Linked DNA regions of Homo sapiens: region 1 is linked to region 2. A link is a contact called in ENCODE Hi-C or POLR2A ChIA-PET data. All regions are on one chromosome and are shown on one strand. Each heading gives the region's core, a stretch centred on a gene start or an enhancer-like site at or near the end of the contact. The rest is flanking DNA. Distances are from core to core; before and after follow the strand shown. Region 1 holds the start of CLNS1A (chloride nucleotide-sensitive channel 1A). Region 2 holds the start of EMSY-DT (EMSY divergent transcript).

Evidence for each region. Hi-C counts contacts between places; a loop is a spot of excess contacts on that map. ChIA-PET counts read pairs that join two places held with the same protein, here RNA polymerase II (POLR2A). Pooled maps may share reads with other maps.
Region 1: a map of CD8-positive, alpha-beta T cell shows a loop between it and region 2 (5-fold over the local background). The contact joins the promoter of CLNS1A here to the promoter of EMSY-DT in region 2. A Hi-C loop is called at or near these places in 1 of 168 maps with a recorded cell type or tissue (CD8-positive, alpha-beta T cell) and 9 of 50 pooled maps. POLR2A ChIA-PET finds 5 or more read pairs at or near these places in 1 of 52 experiments (MCF 10A).

Annotation. Positions count from the first base shown.
Region 1 is chr11:77,635,838-77,640,143 of GRCh38, reverse strand. CLNS1A (chloride nucleotide-sensitive channel 1A) reads left to right here and starts at 2,350. Exons shown (of 7, transcript NM_001293.3): 1 at 2,350-2,554. The coding sequence starts at 2,430. LOC107984369 (a long non-coding RNA gene) reads right to left here and starts at 336. Exons shown (of 3, transcript XR_001748072.1): 1 at 199-336. RefSeq lists enhancers at 2,209-2,448, 2,103-2,622.
Region 2 is chr11:76,442,473-76,447,030 of GRCh38, reverse strand. EMSY-DT (EMSY divergent transcript) reads left to right here and starts at 2,351. Exons shown (of 2, transcript NR_186348.1): 1 at 2,351-2,753. It overlaps EMSY (EMSY transcriptional repressor, BRCA2 interacting), which reads right to left and starts at 2,013. Exons shown (of 22, transcript NM_001300942.2): 1 at 1,903-2,013; 2 at 23-131. The coding sequence starts at 92. RefSeq lists enhancers at 1,012-1,306, 1,446-1,515, 1,556-1,605, 1,806-2,035, 1,736-2,372 and 1 more.

The DNA of each region.
Region 1 (4,306 bases), core at 1,101-3,600, 1.2 Mb before region 2:
AACAAAACATCAATTGCAATTTTGGTGGATTAATTCCTTTCCAGTCAGTGCCCCAGCTCCTTACTGATGTAGCTAGCTCTTCACCCTGCCCTTATTAACCCTTTATACTTATCTGCCCACCTGACACGTGGGGACGTGGCTTGTGCACTAGGGCAGTATAAGGACCTAGATTGATGTATGCTACTTGGTTGTGTATACCTGAGATGTGAACAGTCCCAGGAGATGGGGACGGGGTGGCCAGATCAGAACATCATAACCGAGTTGGGAGACTTCTGAGCTCCAGATGAGTGGTCTCTATGTCCTATGCATCCTTTGGCAAGGGACTCCATGTATTAGTCTTTCTCTCTTTGTTTTTTTTTTTTTTTTTTTTTTTTTTTGAGACAGTGTTTCGCTCTTGTTGCCCAGGCTGGAGTGCAATGGCGTGATCTCGGCTCACCGCAACCTCCGCCTCCCGGGTTCAAGCAATTCTCCTGCCTCAGCCTCCCGAGTAGCTAGGATTACAGGCATGCGCCACCACGCCAGGCTAATTGTGCATTTTTAGTAGAGACGGGGTTTCTCCATGTTGGTCAGGCTGGTCTCGAATTCCCGACGTCAGGTGATCCGTCCGCCTCGGCCTCCAAAATGCTGGGATTACAGGCGTGAGCCATTGCCACCGGTGTATTACTCTTTCTCTATTGCAATTCCCCTGTCTTGATAAATAGGCTCTGTCTAAGCAGCAGGCACGGTGATCCCATTGGGCAGTTACAACAGGGTTGTATGTAACTGGGTTACAGGGTTGTAACAGGGTTGCTGCTGTAATGGCCCAATGGGTTCACCTTGCCTGTTGCCTAGACAGAGCTGATTTATCAAGATGGAAATTGTAACAGAAAAACAGTAATTCACGCAGAGCTGCTGTGCAGGAGACTAGAGTTTGTTGTTGTTGTTTTGAGACGGAGTCTCTCTCTGTCGCCCAGGCTGGAGTGCCAAGGCGCGACCTCGGCTCACTGCAAGCTCCGCCTCTCGGGTTCACGCCATTCTCCCGCTTCAACCTCCCGAGTAGCTGGGACTACAGGCACCTGCCACCACGCCCGGCTAATTTTGTTTTTGTATTTTTAGTCGAGACGGGGTTTCACCGTGTTAGCCAGGCTGGTCTCGATCTCCTGTCCTCGTGATCTGCCCGCCTCGGCCTCCCAAAGTGCTGGGATTACAAGCATGAGCCACTGCACCCGGCCTAGAGTTTTATTTTTACTCAAATCAGTTTCCCAGAGCATTCAGGGATCAAAGTTTTTTTGTTTTTTGTTTTTTGTTGTTTTTTTTTTTTTTTTGAGACGGGGTCTCGCTCTGTCGCCCAGGCTGGAGTGCAGTGGCGCTATCTCGGCTCACTGCAAGCTCTGCCTCCCGGGTTCACGCCATTCTCCTGCCTCAGCCTCCCCAGTAGCTGGGACCACAGGCGCCTGCCACCACACCCGGCTAATTTTTTTGTATTTTTAGTAGAGACGGGGTTTCACCATGTTAGCCAGAATGGTCTTGATCTCCTGACCTCGTGATCCGCCCGCCTCGGCCTCCCAAAGTGCTGGGATTACAGGCGTGAGCCACCGCGCCCAGCCAGGGATCCAAGTTTTTAAGGATAATTTGGCAGGTTGGGGAAGGCCAGTGAGTCAAGAGTGCTGATTGGTTGGGTGGGAGATGAAGTCACAGGGAGTTGAAGCTGTCCTCTTGCGCTGAGTCAGTTCCTGGGTTGGTGGGGAGGGGGCACAAGATCACATAGCCAGTTTATCCATCTGGTGGTGCCAGCTGATCCATCAAGTGCAGGGTCTGCAACATATCTCAAGCACCGATCTTAGGTGCAGTTTAGGGAGGGTCAGAATCTTGTAGCTTGCAGCTGTAATTTCTAATCTAAACCATAATTTCTAATCTTGTGGCTGATTTGTTAGTCCTACAAAGGCAGTCCAGTCCCCAGGCAAGAAGGAAGTTTGTTTTGGGAAAAGGCTGTCATCATCTTTGTTTTAAACTTCAAACTGTAAACTAAGTTCCTCCCAAAGTTAGTTCAGCCTATATCCAGCAATGAACAAGGACAGTTTGGAGGTTAGAAACAACATGGATTTGGGTAGGTCAGATCGCTTTCAGTGTCTCAGTTATAATTTTGCAGTGGTGGTTTCACTGTGACAATCCTGAGGGACTTCCCACAGAACCCTCAGTTATTGAAGCCCAAAGCCTCAGAAATGGCGAGGAAGAAGGGGAAGGGTGTTGCGCGGTCAAACTCCACACGTTCTTAGCCGACCTCCGCCGCTTTTCCTAGAATGTCTCATCTCTATGGTCGACGGCGTTCAGATTCCGGGGCAGACTAAGTTGTTCTTCCGGGGTGACTGCCTCTTCCAGGGCGGGCGGTGTGGTGCACGCATTGCTGTGCTCCAACTCCCTCAGGGCCTGTGTTGCCGCACTCTGCTGCTATGAGCTTCCTCAAAAGTTTCCCGCCGCCTGGGCCAGCGGAGGGGCTCCTGCGGCAGCAGCCAGACACTGAGGCTGTGCTGAACGGGAAGGGCCTCGGCACTGGTACCCTTTACATCGCTGAGAGGTAGGGTTCCTGGTCCCCAGCGCTGGCCTCCTGCGCGCCGCCCTCCTCCTTGCTGGAGCAGGCGGTGCGAAGGAGCCGGGCAAGGGGCGGCCTGGAGGCCTGCTGGGAGCGGGGTCTCGTGCCCGACGCCTCAGGGATACCTGTAGCGGGTGGAAGGCTCGATTTTTCTAGTACTCCTCCGGAGTCTTCCATTCTCTGTTTTCTCCGGCCGGAATTTCCCCTTATGGATTGTGCTTTTTTTTTTTTTTTTTCTTTTTTTCCTCTTTCTCTTTCTCTGTCTCTTTCTCTCTTTCTTTCTTCTTCTTTTCTTTCTTTCTTTCTTTTATTTTCTTTTTTTTTTTTTTTTAACTCGCCTATTTACTGGAGGTCTGGCGCGTGCGTTGCCCTTAACGCACGGTCTGGTTTTAAGGGTCTGAAGTGTGCCTGTCTTTCCGGATGAACAGATGCAGGAGATGTTCCCCTCTCTGGGATACGTAGTTTCAGAGCCGACTGTGGAGGACTTTTAAAGTTTGGTTACACAATAAAGATTTTCTTCTGTAGGTATAGTAAGGAGAGGAACACCCTTAACTCGACACAGACAGGGGTCATATGCAGAGGGACCAGACTCCCGTTTTGGGGTCCTGGAAGGAATTGCCCTTTTATTTGGCCACGTGGAGCACTTTGGTATTTTGACAGTCAGATAGATCTACCGTAAATATTGTGGTTGTAGAACAGAGGTCCCTGTTTCCTTGACATGCAGTTTTCTTTATTTTGAAGCCTGTAATGACACATCGAATCTTTCCTGCCCTTCAGATATGTGTTGCTTCCCCTTTTGCTCCATCACTTGTCTACAGCCAGAGAAAATTCTCTACTTTTAAGAGCTCATGTGATTACTTTGGAACCACCTGTAAAATCCAGGATAATCTCCCTATGTTACTGTCGACTGGTAACCTTAATTACGTTTGTGAAGTCCCTTTTGCTGTGTAATATAACATATTCACCCGCATGACACCAGAAAGTGAAGGTCGTGGGGCCAAAATTCTGCCTACTACAGAATCCAGAGCACAAAAACTGTAAAGAACCTCTGCTTTAAAGGGAAATTTAGACATTGAACAAGGTTTAGGCTTCAGGCCAGAAACTGAGATAGGACATATGGATGGGAGGAAAAGCAAGATTGAGGTGAGAGGCAGATAATGAGTTTGGTCAGGACATGTGTGGAGTAGTTGTACATATGACCGTGTTGGGCCGGGCGCGGTGGCTCACACCTGTAATCCCAGCACTTTGGGAGGCTGAGGCAGGCAGATCGCTTGAGCCCAGGAGTTTGAGATCAGCCTGGGCAGCATGGCGAAACCCAGTCTCTACAAAAAATACAAAAATTAGCCAGGCATGGTGGCGGCCTGTAGTCCTAGCTACTCAGGAAACTGAGGTGGGAGGATCACCTGAGCCCAGGAGGTCGAGGCTGCGGTGAGCCGTGATTGTGCCCCTGCACTCCAGCCTGCATGACAGAGTGAGACCCTGTCTCAAAAAAAAAATAAAAATAAAAAAAGAATGTGTATCTTGGGAAAGTGGTATTAAAGAGAGATGTTTGGAGGTCGTTAAAGTGTTAGTGTATACTCATGGAAATGGATTAGATATCTCAGAAGAGAAGAGGACCAAGTGTAGAACCCTAGGGATACGCCGACGGGTGGGTCATGAAAGAAGAAACTTGAGAAAGGAGGAAGGAGCAGTCAAAACAAAATGTGAAGAGCATATATTGAGTATTGACAAGGAGAT
Region 2 (4,558 bases), core at 1,102-3,601:
AAACAAACAATGAACGTCATACCCAATTTTCGAAGAATTCTTTTGCATTCATCCCTGCTGAGATCCAGAAGGGTTGGCCACACAACAGGCATTGCTGCTTCTGTTTGGTAGCCCCAAAGAGCTTGTCCTCCCTACCAGAACAAAAAAAAAAAGTCAAATTACCAAAGTACCAAAGTACATTCAAGGGGCCACTCACCTGGAGATCCAGTCACAGGCTAAGAAGTAAACCAAAAAGATATTACTATTTTACAATCCTTTCTCACCACCACACTTTCCAACTTTTGAGAAATCAAGAATTAAGTCATTTGAACTATCACAGTGGAAAGAACACAGGCTTTAGAGCCAGACACCTCTAGGTTTCTAGTCCCAACTTTTCAACTTACTGGTTAAGCCTAAGCTTTACACATCTATAAAACAGAGGTAATACCACCCAGTTTGTTACGCGTATTAAAGAACACTATATATAAAGTTCTTTCATAGTGGCTGGCATTTCATTTAATAAACAGGTGGTACTACCAACCTGGGGCAAGTTGACTCCTGTCAGCTTCCTCATTTATGAATTACATGAGATAAAATTTGTAAAGCTCCTAGCAAGTTAAAGAAACTTAATAAATAACTCCTCGTGCTCGCTTCAGCAACACATATACTAAAATTGGAACGATACATACATATATATATATACACATATATATATACATATATATATACACACACACACATATATATATACTCTCTCAAGTCTTAATGGAATATGAATTTTGATCCTGTAGTTATTAAACAGCCATTTACCAACAGTTGAGCTGCCAGGAACTTACTTAGAACTGGGAATTTCCTAGTGTAAAAGACAAAAAGACACGGCTCTGGGGGCACGCGCAATACCTGCTTAGCACAGAGTAGAGCCGCTCTAAGTATTTGTTAAATGGGTAAGTGAATGGTTGACGCGACTGAGCAAAACGAATGGATGAATGAATGAATGAACGAGCTCACTGTCTAGCCTAGAAGTCAGACACCGAACCGAAATAACTGCTATATCCCGTTCCAGGCGCTGGGGCTGCTAACTCCAACTCTGTGTCCCGAGGTGAGCCCCCCTCCCCCTACTTCCCATAGTCCTCTCAGCTCAGAACAAACCCAAGGCAAGAAGAACTGGACTGCGCGCCCCAGCCGGCAGTATGACATAAAGAAAAGGGGTGGGGAGGAGGAAGAAGGGGCAGAGCCAAAGGAATCCTCTCCCTCCACAAGCCAGTCCCCGCCTCCCGACAGGATCTTGGAGGCGGCCGGCGACTGCTCGAACCGAGCACCACGTCACGGCATCCCGGCGCGTCCTAGCCAGGGGACCCCAGAGCGGGGCCGCAACGCATCGGAAACCCGGGCAGTAGTTTCCGGAGCCCGCTCGGGGAACCAGGATCTTGTAGGATCCTTCCCCACTCAAGTGTCAAGGAGACAAGCCCGCCCCGCCCCCTCTCCAAACACGCACTCCCTAGCAGCACCACAACAAGAGCAGCCAGCCCAGGCTCCTCACCCGGACCTCTCGGCGCCGGTCCCAATGTCAAGTCCACGACCCAAGCCCCTCTGGGCCAGTAGCTGTTGTCAGGGGTCCCGGCCGGCACCCGCGCCTCACTCCCTCCCCAGCGGAGAGGACAACCGAGAGAGAGTAAGCCAGCGGATACCCAGCCAGACGACCTGGACTCACCGGGAGTCTCCCAGAGCTAAACCCCCAGAGTCCCAGCACCAGGCCAGCCAGAGTCCCCCTGAGTCCACCCCGGGGAGCCCCACGATCCCGTTAGGAAACAACGGAGGATGGGGCTGGGAGCCCCAAGCCGGGCTCCGAATGCTTGGCCCGGCGCTCCTCTAGCCTGGCTGGCCTGCCAGCTCTTCCCAGGACCCTGCCTGAGAGTCACCCACCTGCCCGGCCTTTCGGGGCTCATCTAAAAGGCTCCTCCGCCAAGACTAGGGGACACCAGGAATTGGGTTTGTTTGCGGTGCCTCTGAAGGGGCAAGATGGCGACAGGTAACAGGGCGCAGGCGCAGCCGCGCGCGGCCAGTCGGGAGGTGTAGTTCGCTTTTCCCGCCTTTCGGAGAACAAACACCAAAAGGCCTCCATTCATCTTGTCCTTCTTTTCCTCCGCGTTATGAAAGAAAAGGACAGACATCGCGGAGGGTGCTGGGAGTTGTGGTCCGAATCCAAACTCCAACCTCTTTCGCTCCAGGTTTGCTGTCGTACGCGCAAGGAAGGCCGGGATTGTAGTTCCCTTGGTTTCTCCTGCATACCCTCCTGTCTCTGGCTTCGCGCGCCTCTCCTGGGCTGCCGTCTCCCAGCCAATCGGCTGCGCTCTCTGCTACGTGTGGCGTCACACGTAGCGGCCAAGATGGCGCTAGCGGTTGGAGCAGGGGCTCTGCTGCGACCTTTACGGTAGTGAGGTTAGGGACGATGGGAGAGCAGCTTTGTTCCTGAAGTGCCGTCGAGGATTAGGATCGAGTTTCTTCGATCGTGAGGGCAATTATTAGTGGCCTCTAGCCCCCCAGATGGCATCTTGAGGAGAGAGAATCCACGCTACGAGAACTAACATAGTGGACATCGCAGTTGTCCGTAGCCGATTTGCGGGTTACGGAGTTGTTGCAAGTAAAGAAGGGGAAATCCGAGCGTTCTCGCGTTGGATTTCCTCCACGTGTGAAGTGGGAATGGTAGTGATATCTCGTGCTATCTCTGTCAAGGGCAAGAAGGAGAAGGAATTTATTTGAGGCCCTACGACGTGGTAGGTTCACCCTCAGCCTTTGTTCTTATTTCATCTTATTTGTGGAGAAGGTCTTTTCGTTCCTATTTTACAGGTGAGAAAAGGGGCCCAATATATAGTTATTTGCGGCCATAAAATAGAAGCCAGTTGCCTGATACTGAAGATTCAATGAAATCTTGTGATTGACTTCCCTCTTTAAATTTTGTACTTTGGGTAACATCGGATCCGGTAGAAACGCTCGTCAGAAAGAGTTTTTAATGTGCATTCTACAATTTCCAGACATAGTTTCCTTCTTGAAAAATTGGGTTAATACTACCCTATAGGGATCTTGTGATGCACCACGTAAACGTTGTAAGTTGTGAACCACTATACAAACGTATGAGACTCTTCATGTTCTTGAGTGGAACTGTAGGTTAGGAAGAGAAGGTAAATAACAGCATTTAAGTTTCCTACTACTATTTGCCCATTAGCTAAAAATACCCTCCGAGGTCTAGGAAAGTCACTGTTGTTGAAACCCAACCTACACCTTCAGAAAATCGTAAAGTGGAACATATTAATCACCAGGCCCTCCCTCCGCTGTCTCCCTGACCTTCCTATGCATCCAGTTGCTTAAGAACTCTTGGAAAGATAGTAAGTGAAATCTTCATAGAGGATTTTTGTACTTTAACATATATTATTTGATTTGAGCCTCGCAACATTTCAGTGTGACAGGTACGATTAAGGTCTTTCATACTATGAATGAGAAAAACATAGATGTACCAAGGACTCACCAAATTTCACGGAGCTAGGAATTGGAAGAGAGCTAGGCTTTGTAATCCCAGGTCTTCTGACCTCCAAATGTCCTTTCCTCTACAGTGAATGTCAAAATGACAATGAATGTCTACTCCTCTACAATGGAGTACAAATCGAAAGACAAGGGGCTTATAAAACTGACTCTGACCTTAAGAAGTAGCATATGAGTGATGAATTATTATAGTCAATCCTTGTGCTTACTAAGTGCCACATACTGGTCTAAGCATTTTACATAGTAATTCAGTCCTTAGAACAACTTTATGAGGTGGAAACTTTTATTATCTCTAATTACAAAGGAGGCAACTAAAGTCTAGGAAAGAAGCAAAATAGCTTGCCTAAAGTCACACATAAGTAAATGGTGGCTCACGCCTGTAAACCCAGCACTTTGGGAGGCTGAGGCAAGTGGATCATTTGAGGTCAGGAGTTCAAGACCAGCCTGGCCAACATGGTGAAAGCCCACCTCTACTAAAAATACAAAAATTAGCTGGGCATGGTGGCATGTGCCTGTAATCCCAGCTACTCGGGAGGCTGAGACAGGAGAATTGCTTGAACCAGGGAGGTGGAGGTTGCAGTGAGCCAAGATCGCTCTACTGCATTCCAGCGTGGGCAACAGAGCAAGACTCCATCTTAAAAAAAAAAAAAAAAAAAAAAGCTAAAGCTGGGATTTAAACCTGATTATGTTGGCTCCAGAGCCTATGCTCTAGACCAGTGGTTCTAAACTTTAATGGTCAATAGGAACCGCTTGAGGATCTTGTTAAAACGCAAATATTGGTAGTATAGATATCAGGTAAGGCCTGGATCCTATAGTCTTAACAGGCCCCCAGGTGATGTTGATGGTGCTGGTCATTACATACTACAGTTCACATCTTCCCTTTTCTCCTAACCGTATTTATTTTGCAGTCAGAAACTACCTTTCCCATGCTGCCTGTGACTGCTTTATAGTCTCAAATGTTCCCAACATGCTCTTCCTTAAGGATTAGACTCAAACTTTTTCCTCAAAAAGCTTATCCTGCCCCTGTCTTTCCCTCTAGGAT